2 separate regions of the Homo sapiens genome follow, and region 2 is linked to region 1. The links are chromatin contacts, found by Hi-C or POLR2A ChIA-PET in ENCODE. All regions are on one chromosome and are shown on one strand. Each heading gives the region's core, a stretch centred on a gene start or an enhancer-like site at or near the end of the contact. The rest is flanking DNA. Distances are from core to core; before and after follow the strand shown. Region 1 holds the start of LINC02988 (long intergenic non-protein coding RNA 2988). Region 2 holds the start of MINDY1 (MINDY lysine 48 deubiquitinase 1).

Evidence for each region. Hi-C counts contacts between places; a loop is a spot of excess contacts on that map. ChIA-PET counts read pairs that join two places held with the same protein, here RNA polymerase II (POLR2A). Pooled maps may share reads with other maps.
Region 2: a loop to region 1 is called in a pooled map, with 5 times the contacts of the local background. The contact joins the promoter of MINDY1 here to the promoter of LINC02988 in region 1. A Hi-C loop is called at or near these places in 2 of 50 pooled maps. POLR2A ChIA-PET finds 5 or more read pairs at or near these places in 2 of 52 experiments (WTC11 and activated T-cell).

What each region holds. Positions count from the first base shown.
Region 1 is chr1:150,157,721-150,163,251 of GRCh38, forward strand. LINC02988 (long intergenic non-protein coding RNA 2988) reads left to right here and starts at 3,008. Exons shown (of 4, transcript NR_135098.1): 1 at 3,008-3,090. PLEKHO1 (pleckstrin homology domain containing O1) reads left to right here. Exons shown (of 6, transcript NM_016274.6): 6 at 1,099-2,345. The coding sequence ends at 1,803. RefSeq lists enhancers at 1,136-1,637, 2,768-3,077, 5,426-5,531 and silencers at 1,938-1,987, 3,688-3,757, 4,346-4,415.
Region 2 is chr1:151,002,621-151,008,151 of GRCh38, forward strand. MINDY1 (MINDY lysine 48 deubiquitinase 1) reads right to left here and starts at 4,282. Exons shown (of 10, transcript NM_001376665.1): 1 at 3,692-4,282; 2 at 1-86. RefSeq lists enhancers at 3,518-3,777, 4,008-4,187.

The DNA of each region.
Region 1 (5,531 bases), core at 1,758-4,257:
AATGAGTTATACCCACAGGAAAATGAAAAATTAGCTACTGTATGGTGGCTGTCTTGATGGGTAACAACATGTAGTACCGCGGGTGTTTGGAGGAGAAAGGATCACAATGAACTCCTGAAACATACAACGTGCTAGTTTCTTTCATGCCTCTGAGCTCTTAAGTCTTCAGAGAGAGAGGCAGGCAGGTATAATGCAGAGAACACAGGCTTTGGAGTTAGAACCTGAGTTGGAACCTCACTGTAATCAGCTACCTGTGTGGTTCCCTGAAGTTGCATGTCTCCAACTGTAAAATGAGGCAGTAATCATGCCTGCCTTGAAGGGCTGCTGTGAGGAATGACTAAAACAACATATTTGGTATTGAATACTCATCATTTTTAGTATTCTGGAAATAAGAGAACAAATTTTATTATAAGGCAAGGGGGCTGAAGTGTGGGACTCAGAGGATGCAGATGGAGGAGGACAGTCGTGCCATGGGGAGCATCCTGTGTGCATCAGATGCAGTTTAATTGCTGAGAGTCCACAATACCAAGGAAGAGGGCGCCCCTCAGGAAGCTTATGGTAGAGTGGAGAATACAGGAAACAAGTAACAAACTAAATCACAGAAGAAGAAACATTCAAGTCACTATCAAAGGAATAAGAAACAGCACATTCAGTAGGAGGGTTCAGTCAAGAGCAGAGGGCTTTGCCAGGCAGGGGGGCTCACACCTGTAATCCCAGTACTTTGGGAGGCTGAGACGGTGTATCACTTGAGGTCAGGAGTTTGAGACCAGCCATGGCCAACATGGTGAAACCCTGCCTCTGCTAAAAATACAAAAAAAAAGAGCTGGGCGTGGTGGTGCACGCATGTAATCCCAGCTACTCGGGAGGCTGAGGCAGGAGAATGGCGTGAACCCGGGAGGCGGAGCTTGCAGTGAGCTCAAATCGTGCCACTGCACTCCAGCCTGGGTGACAGAGCAAGACTCTGTCTCTAAAAAAAAGTACTTCTCATTCAAGGAAGGCTTGTAGAGGAAAATGACCACAGCTTGCATCTTTTAGGCAGTCATTCCGAAAATCCCTCCTGATGACAGGTTCCCCACTCATTCCCCCCTTCCTCCACAGGCTTCCACCTCTACCTCGGATGGGATGCTGACCTTGGACTTGATCCAAGAGGAAGACCCTTCCCCTGAGGAACCAACCTCTTGTGCTGAGAGCTTTCGGGTTGACCTGGACAAGTCTGTGGCCCAGCTGGCAGGGAGCCGGCGGAGAGCGGACTCAGACCGCATCCAGCCCTCCGCAGACCGGGCAAGCAGTCTCTCCCGACCTTGGGAAAAAACAGACAAAGGGGCCACCTACACCCCCCAGGCACCCAAGAAGTTGACGCCCACAGAGAAAGGCCGCTGCGCCTCCCTGGAGGAGATCCTATCTCAGCGGGATGCTGCCTCTGCCCGCACCCTCCAGCTGCGGGCTGAGGAACCCCCAACCCCTGCCCTCCCCAACCCGGGGCAGCTGTCCCGGATCCAGGACCTGGTAGCAAGGAAACTGGAGGAGACTCAGGAGCTTCTGGCAGAGGTTCAGGGACTGGGAGATGGGAAGCGAAAGGCCAAGGACCCCCCTCGGTCTCCGCCGGATTCTGAGTCAGAGCAGCTGCTGCTGGAGACGGAACGGCTGCTGGGAGAGGCATCATCGAATTGGAGCCAGGCAAAGAGGGTGCTGCAGGAGGTCAGGGAGCTGAGAGACCTGTACAGACAGATGGACCTGCAGACCCCGGACTCCCACCTCAGACAGACCACCCCGCACAGTCAGTACCGGAAGAGCCTGATGTGAGGGCAGGGTGGGGTCTGGAACTTGTCGGGTTGGACAGACTCTTATCTCCGTGTTGCTGGATAAAGCTTTTTTATTTACCTCAATCAAAAAAAGAAAACAAAAATGAACTCATTGCTCTTGCTGATGCCTGACCCCACTACAACCCTTATTGCCCCACCTACTTTCCATATGCCCCTCGTATGCCCCTCAGGTTTGAGGAAGTGACCCCGCAGCAGTAGCAGGAAGTTTTTACCCAGCCAGAGAGAGAGAAGGCACGGTAAAGACACAGTCTGACCACTCCACACACCGCCCGCCCCCAAGACGGCACAGGGAGTCCACTGCTGCTCCCAAGGATACAGTGGGCTTCTAAGCTTAGAGCGGGAGGGGGATGAGGATGTTTTCTGTTATGTCCCACCCCAGGCCTTCAGTTTGAGGGTGAAGTTTCAGCTGCCCAACTCTAGTTGTAGGGATGTGGAGGCCAGTGTCACCTGTCCGTGCACATGGAAGTGAAATTTATCCCAGCCCTGAGGAGGATTTGTGGAATTAAAATCTCCCCAGCCAGACACTGGCTTCTCATTCCTAGCAGTCTCTCATTGAGATCGAGCTGCCTGGATTTTCTTACATGAGGTGTTTCTTCCCTTCATCTTCCACACCCTTCCCAACCTTGACTCAAAGATCCACCCTTGTCGGGCGCAGTGGCTCACGCCTGTAATCCCAGCACTTTGGGAGGCCAAGGCGGGTGGATCACCTGAGGTCAGAAGTTTGAGACCAGCCTGACCGACATGATGAAACCCAGTCTCTACCGAAAATACAAAAAATTAGCCAGGCATGGTGGTGGGCGCCTGTAATCCCAGCTATGCGGGAGGCTGAGGCAGGAGAATCACTTGAACCTGGGAGGCAGAGGTTGCAGCAAGCCAAGATTGTGCCATTGCACTCCAGCCTGGGCAACAAGAGCGAAACTCCGTCTCAAAAAAAAAAAAAAAATCCAACCTTGAGTGGATGAGACTAGTTTCATTATTTGATTCAGGGCCCTAGCACAGGGGAACTAGAGACAGACCCCACAGAAGAACTGAACTAAGAATGAAACTGGTGTGTGATGCAAGCTGGGTAGGATGAAGGGGAAAACCAAACATCTGTCCAAGTTCCTCTTTCAGCCATGCTGAGGTTTCCTGTAGCCTCCCCCTCTCCTTCCTCAAACCTCTTCCATCACTAAGCAAGTCCCCACTTTAGAAAAGCATCTGGATGCCCACGCCACCACCCTCCCAGCCACCTCTGAAGTTGCCAGGCTTCCCAACATTCTTGTCTGTGGTAGGTCCCACACAACTCACTGTTCACTCTTTCCTTGGAAGTGTGTGAGATGAGGTTTAGTAACGGTGAGGTCCCCAGAAGAGCTATGAAGGGAATAATTTGATTTTGGGAAAGAAGGGGACAGAGTCTCATGAATCAAGTAAATGAGGGGTTAAAAGCCACATTGAAGTGTGCCTTGCTAGCTGCTTGATCCTCCAAGAGCAGCGGGGCTTCACTAGAGGTAAGGGGAGGAGGGGGAGGAAACGGGGCCAAGTTACATGTAGACCTGGCCATGACGCTGCCCCGATGTTATAGGAAGATGGGATAGGAGGAAGCGGGGGAAAAACCTGTGGGAGAAACAGATTCTTCAGTCCGCATTCTTCTGCTCTAACGTCACTCCTACAACCCATGTAAGCAAAATGGGGGCCTCTGTCCCCTTTCCAGAAATCATCTCTTTCCTTCACAGCTCTTCTCTGGACCTTATCACTGCTGTTAAACCATCCCTAGGGCAGAGGAATTCTTGCTCTCTCTAGTCCCTTGCCACTCTGTCATGGAGATTGTCCCCAGCTCTAGACTGTAGTTACCTAGCCTCTTCCTTGAAGAATGTGTATCCCAGTTGAGTGAGGGAAAGTGTGCAAGAGTGCCACCTTCATGTCATTCTATGGTCTCTTGGGGTATGAGGTGAGAACCCAGGCTTCCAGACTTCCTGTCCTTCAAATAGCTGCACTCTCCACAGCCCTAAGCATGGTCAGCAGAGCCATCCATTGTCACAAGTATTGAAGTCTAAGGTAGAATTATGCTTTCTTTTTACAAGTCTCTATCTTTGTATTTTACCAGCATTTTTCCTTTTCTTTTTTTCTTCCTTGTTGCTCCCACATAATGAAAAAAGACAAAAGCACAAATGACATGTGTATCCCAACATGTCAATTATCTGTGGCTCCCAGGGGAGCCAGAAGATGGAGGGAGACACTAGAGAGGAGAATGACAGGTGAAAGAAGCAGAAAAGAAAGATCGGGGACCTCACAACAGTAAGAGAGGAGCTGGGCACTGTGCTCCTGGGCTTCAGGCTCTAAAACCAACAGCTTCCAGTTCTCCAGCAGTTACTGGAACATCCAGGCCCTAGGGTGGTGAAATGAGCCCAGCTTTGAAACCAGATGGATCTGGATTCAAATTCTAACTCTGTTACTTCTTGATTATGAGGCTCTGGGCAAGGCACATGCTTTCCGAGTATCAGTTTTTTTCATCTGCAAGCTGCAGAGCTATTGGATGGGTGAGGACAATATGGAAAATGCCTGTCAGTCAGAAAGTGACCACTGCAGCTACTGTTACTGGTTTGACTCTGGGCAGTGAGCCGCTAGCTCAGTTGGAAGGAGCACTGTGTGAATGAGGCCACCGGGGTGGGGTCACTGTCACTTAGCTAGATCCAGGCCACAGGCTGTGCTGGACCTCTCTCTTCAGAGGAGAGAGCCAGAAGGGATGAAAGCATGGTCCCTGGTCTTCAAGAACTTTAGAGCTTAGCATGGAACCAGGCTTCCCACTAGAAAAATCGCTTAAGGTGCACCCTTGTGGTAGGCTGCTGGCATGAGTTCTGTTGAAGCATTTGTATTGAACCTGGGCACTGTGACAGGAGGATGGGAAGGTGCTTACGTTCATTTCCCTTCCTCCCAGTGCTTCTCCTCCCTCACTTCATCATTTTAGCCCCTCTGCCTGCAATATTTCCCTTCCGTGCCCCCGGTAACTGTGATGCGTGGCAAATGGGCTGGCTCAGTAGCTGTGTGGGGCAACTTTCTCAGCACACAGCTGCCCCCAGACACTTTCAGGGTGCACTTATTCTCCCTCCCTTTCCACTCCCAACCGCTCTGCTCCCTTCTTTTCTTACACAGATGAAGCAAAGGGAAGTGCCCTCCGGAGGCCCTAGGATGGGGAGACGGGGTAAGGGGTGGAACCCAGGACACAGAGTTGAGAGGGGGTGAGGGGTAGAGGCAGGTAAAGAACGAAATCTTAATTCTCATTTCAGTGACACTTTCCTCAACTTTTCCTGTCCTTCCCCATCAGGTTGTTAGCCAGGGGCCTGAGGAGGGATAAAGGAACTGCAGTCCCGGCTCCCTCCATTAGGAAGAATGTCTGGGGTGTTGGCCTGGAACGCTGATGAGTTGATTTCCTTCTATCTCCACAGCATAGGTTTACCAGGGAGAAAAGAAAGGTGCAAATTTCTCTAACTCCTGCCCTGGTCCTCACATACTATGCGGTTCTGAGCCTAGAGCTCTGTCCCTGGGGAAACAGCTCTCGCCTCCTTCCCCAGCCGCTCTCCCAACCCCTCTGCCAGTAATAAATTTGCCTCATTCTCCCAGGAAATGAGTCTCTAAGAATCTCTCTTCTATCTAAACCTCACAGGCAAGCAGTCCCAGCCCACTTCTGCAACCCTCAAGCTCAGCTACTGCCCCCACCCCCCACTTCGTCAC
Region 2 (5,531 bases), core at 3,032-5,531, 850 kb after region 1:
CAAAAGGGACTTGGCTGAGGGGCACTGAAGGTGTTTACTAACCTCAGGGACTTGCCTAAGCCAGGCTTGGGATGCAAAAGAGTGACCTGTCCAATAAGAAGGAAATCAGTGGGCTGGAAAGCAAACTAACCCAGAAAAGTCTTGGAAAAGGAATGTAGTGTAGAAGGCTGGCTAGTGTTTGTGCAGTAACTCCTGGCTATGGGCAGTATATGTGTAAACAGAAGGGCCCCGTGCTGAGCTCTTTCCACCTCTAACTTGCTGTGACCAGATGAGACCAAGAGGTCGTGGGGCTTCCAGACTTGGGAGGGAAGACTGGTGGGATTGAACACATGGGTGGAGTCAGCTTCCCTGAAACAGATCATGACAGGGAAGGGAGGAAAGACAGAGAGAAAGGGAGAGCACAAAGGAGAAAGAAGGATAAGAGGTGGAGAAAGAAATGTTAAATCTACGCTAATGGTTATTAATATGATGATCTTTAGCTTACTCTAATAGGCATCACATCAGTAACCCCCTCATAGCCATGACAGAGATAATTCCTCTGCCCTACCCCACACCCTGCCCCTTCACACAACATACTAAGAATACACAGTGCTTGTATGTTTAGGGATACCTTCTCTCTGCCTCACCCAAGGATAAAAAGATTAAGTCACATAGTACTTGGGGTGAAGAATGGAGGAGGCACAGAGAGTCAGTTTCATGCCCCTAAAGGTGAAATGCTGGTGAGGAAGGGGAAGTCTTCCACCTCAAAGGGCTCTACTGAACCTTACACAATCCCAAACCACAGTATAAAGGCCTTGGGAGGGGTTTCCTGTAAGCTGGGAGGGGAAATGTAGGTGGTGGGGGCTGGAATCAGAGACTGGTTTTGATAAATAACTTCAGATTAGGGGCACAAAAAGCACTCCCCACAAGTTCTTCCAGTAAGCTTCTCTTTAAAAAAAATTAATAAAGATATCAAATTTCTTTTAATTAAACTGAGACAGGGTCTTGCTTTGTTGCCTAGGCTGGTCTTAACTCCTGGGGGCCCAAGCAATCCGCCCTCCTCAGCCTGCCAAAGGACTGGGATTACAGGCATGAGCCACGGTGCCTGGACCCAGTAAGCATCTCTTGACAGCTAGCATTGAGACAGCAACTTTTCCTCAGTTCATTTTTTTTCCCCAGAAACTACCTAAACCCAGAGGTACTCTCTTGCCTGCTATTTCTATGAAATATGAAAATGCTGATTATTAATTTACATAACAATACTTCCTGTACATTCACCTACCTAAAGTTTTATGTCTATTCCCATCCAAGTGGTTTTATTTATTTATTTTTATTTTTTTGAGACAGAGTTTTGCTCTTGTTGCCTAGGTTGGAGTGCAATGGTGCGACCTCGGCTCACTGCAACCTCTGCCTCCTGGGTTCAAGTGATTCTCCTGCCTCAGCCTCCCGAGTAGCTGGGATTACAGGCATGCAACACCATGCCCAGCTAATTTTGTATTTTTTAGTAGAGATGGAGTTTCTCCATGTTGGTCAGGCTGGTCTTGAACTTCCGACCTCAGGTGATCCTCCCACCTTGGCCTCCCAAAGTGCTGGGATTACAGGCATGAGCCACCGTGCCCAGTCCTCTCCAGGTCATTTTAGATGTGAACACCGGACCTGTTTAACCTGTTCTCTATCAGCACTGGAGGCACATTGAGGCAAGCACAGATAGACATTTAACTAATACTGTGGGTATAAATAATAAAAAACCACAAATCCTGCCCTTTGGAAAACATCTCCCTTCAATCTCCTTGCTCCCCTCCCACTCTTTATCAGGGAGAGAAACAGGGAGAAATTAAACTAGTTAGGGGCCAGGCGCGGTGGCTCACGCCTGTAATCCCAGCACTTTGAGAGGCTGAGGCGGGCAGATTACTTGAGGTCAGGAGATCGAGACCATCCTGGCTAACATGGCAAAACGCTGTCTGTATTGAAAGTACAAAAATTAGCCAGGTGTGTTGGCACGTGCCTGTAGTCACAGCTGCTCGGGAGGCTGAGGTGGGAGAATTGCTTGAACCTGGGAGGCAGGGGGTTGCAGTGAGCTGAGATGGTGACACTGCACTACAGCCTGGGTGACAGAGCGAAACTCCATCTCAAAAATAAAATAAAATAAAATAAAATAAAATAAAATAAAATAAAATAAAATAAAATAAATTAAACTAGTTAGAAATCTTGTCTTTTCTCCACCCTCCTCCCAGCCTGAGACTGCTTCCTTCTTGTAAACCTACAGGAATTTGGGGCTAGGGGAAGGCCTGGGAGATGAGGTTGAGGAACATTAAAGTTACTGAAACAAAATAAGCCTAGTCACTCAAATTGATTATCCTCTTGATTCACATATGTTTATGCTAGCTGCATATCATTTACGTGTTGTTAATTTAGAATCAGAGTAGCAAAAATTGCCTGCAGGCCTTATGCTTTTTTTTCTCTCTCTTTCTCTCTCTCCTTTCCTTCTCCCCTTAAATGACACTTAGGGTGAACCTCAAAGCAGATGCCAGAGCCTGGAAAAGTGAAAAAGCTTGAAGAAAAGCAGGCCTTGGCCGGGCACAGTGCCTCACACCTGTATCCCAGCACTTTGAGAGGCCGAGGCGGGCGGATCACCTGAGGTCAGGAGCTCAAGATCGGCCTGGCTAACATGGCGAAACCCCATCTCTACTAAAAATACAAAAATTAGCCGGGCACGGTGGCGGGCACCTGTAATCCCAGCTACTCAGGAGGCTGAGGCAGGAGAATTGCTTGAACCCCGGAGGTGGAGGTTGCAGTAAGCCAAGATTGTGCCTCTGCACTCCAGCCTGGGTGACAAGAGTGAGACTCTTGCCTCCAAAAAAAAAAAGAAAAAAAGAAAAAAAAAAAAGAAAAGCAGGCCTTATTTTTTATATTTTCTCTCCAGTGCCAGAAATGATCAATGATGAAGTGGGGGTTGGGCAGCTAGCTGGCTGGAGAGGTGAGCCAAAGGAACCCAGGAGTGGACACCTGAGGGAGTGGGGTCTCAGAGGAACTGGGCAGAGCTAAATGGGCTAAGTCTTAAGAGGCAGGGGCAGGAAATGTAATGGAGGCTTTCTACTCTACAACGTCCAATCCTGCTGGGGAGGGCATGGAGTATTTCAGAGTAGGAAAGAATGAGGGAGAGGATAGTCAGATAAATCAAAGTTTCATTCTTTTCCTCCTCTTTCTTAGCTCGTCAAATCCTACACTTTCTCTCCAGCTGGAATTATGGTGGTGAGTGAGGGAGTTAAAATAATCCTGGCTCCTCCCTAATCAATGGCAGTAGAGAGCCGAAAGTTGGAAGAAGCACGTAAAACAGGTATGTAGCTTCAAGAAGACACTCCTTCTCTGTAGGAACAGTTCCCTTACTGTCTCACACCAATCTCCTTCTTAGTCTGACCTATGTCTTTGTGCAATCAATAGTTTAGATTTTCATCTCAGAATATGTCAACCATGGCCACAGTGCCCTGTATACTTGCTCACAAGGAGAGGGGGAAGGTTTCGTGCTTTCATTAAAAGGAGGAGGACCAAGCAGCATCCCCTTTACATGTCTCTCCTGACTTAGCTCCTCTAAGCAATCCAGACTTGCAGACCAAAGGTGGAAGGACAGCAGGTGTCAGCTCCCCAAAGCTGGAGAGGAAATAGAGAAGGGTGGGAGAAGAGGTGAAGAAGATGATTAAAATAAAGTTTTTACCTTAAAGAAGGGGGTGCTGTTCCAAGATTGAGAAGGAGGGTTCAGCCGTGGCAATGAGATGGGGGAGATAGGTGCAATGAAGGGGGCTGCCAGTGCCAGCTGCCTTCCAGCTGTCAACGCCTGAGCTTATACAGGTTTACACAGCTTTATAAGCGACGGTCCAGGCTGGGTTGTGGCCACTTCCGGACTCACGCCCAGTACTGGGGGCACTGGAGGAGGGTGAAGGCAGGCAGGGACACAGCCAAGGTGCTCCAGGTCGCTCAGAGAGTCTTCAGGATTCCTGAGTCGCCGAGTCTATGGCATGCGCTCCGGGCCCTGACTACAAGCTGGTTTTCAAAGGAAGTTTGTGGTTTTTCTTTTCTTCTCTCTCTCTTTTTTGTTCTCATCAGGACGAAGAAAAATTAGGCAAGGACAAGCTCCCTGGAGGAGGAGGGGCCTGCCCAGCGCTGGTGGATTTCCATCAGGACTTTCTGACCCGGTCAGCAGCTTTGTGATCAGCAGAGAGGGAGCGAGAAACAGGAGAGAAAAACAACAGACCCTTTCTCTTCCCTCTGCCTGCCTCTAGAAGGGACGGAGCGCTTGTGCCTCTCTGGTGAGAATAGGGAAGAGCAAGTGCCCTTGCTAAGTAGGGAGGAGAAGGGCTGGACAGAAGCAGCTTGTTGGATCTGGGCTCTCTCTCTGGGTATGGCAGTCCTTTGCTCTGGATCCACAGAAGCAGGAGCAAAGAGCACGATATTTGCATGTATTACTCAATTAATGTTAAAAACAAACAAACAAACCCAGCTCTTTTCCCTCTGGAGCCCTCCAGAGAGCTCCTTTCCAAGTCCTTGCTGTATCATTTTTAAGTCTAGAAATGAAACTGGTTGGGTTGTGCACCTGGTAGAGTGCAGAGGGTGTGGTAGAAGCCCCAGGCTCTGGGCGCGATGGCTGACGCCTGTAATCCCAGCACTTTGGGAAGCCAAGGCGGGCGGATCACAAGGTCAAGAGATCAAGACCAACCTGGCCAACATAGTGAAACCCCATCTCTACTAAAAATACAAAAATTAGCAGGGCATGGTGGCACATGCCTGTAGTCCCAGCTACTCGGGAGGCTGAGGCAGGAGAATCGCTTGAACCCGGGAGGTGGAGGTTGCAGTGAGCCAAGATCCTGCCACTGCACTCCAGCCTGAAGACGGAGCAAGACTCCGTCTCAAAAAGAAGAAGAAGAAGAAAAGAACTGGCAGAGCAGGCAGGAGATCCAACACGCCTGTGCTCTGGATCTTGGTTCCACTGCAGGCCTCTCATCAGTCACCTCCTCTCGATTTACAGCTGGGGAAGCAGGAAAAGCTGGTGTGAGGCTGACGGTAGGAAATAAAGGGATAGATAAATAAATGAGGGAATTTTTGATGATGAGTGTCCATTTATTTGCAGTACCTGCACTACTCTGCGGCTGGAAAGTGGCAGTTAAGGGAGGTTGGAACCTAACTCCACATTCTGAAGGGTTCCCTAAACTCTATGTACAGGGCCGCCACAGGATGAAATTTCAAGCAACTCTAAAGGCTGAAAGAGCAATTGGAACAATTAGGGTGGCAGAGAGCAAAAAGCCAAGGTTACAACCGTCCAAGAAAGGAAGAAGATATTTGCCGAGGCTGTAGAAAAAAACAGGCTACAGAGTTGCAAAGGGAGAAGCAGCAGGAGTTGGCAGGAGACTGTAGGTGTTAACAAGAGGGGTCAAAGATTATTCTAATGTTCTCCTAACATGAACAACCACAAAATTGGTGGCGACTGAGTCAGTTTGGTAAAGGGCAGAATTTGTAGAAAGAAGATGATCTGTTTTGCCAAGTGTCATTTAAAATGTCAC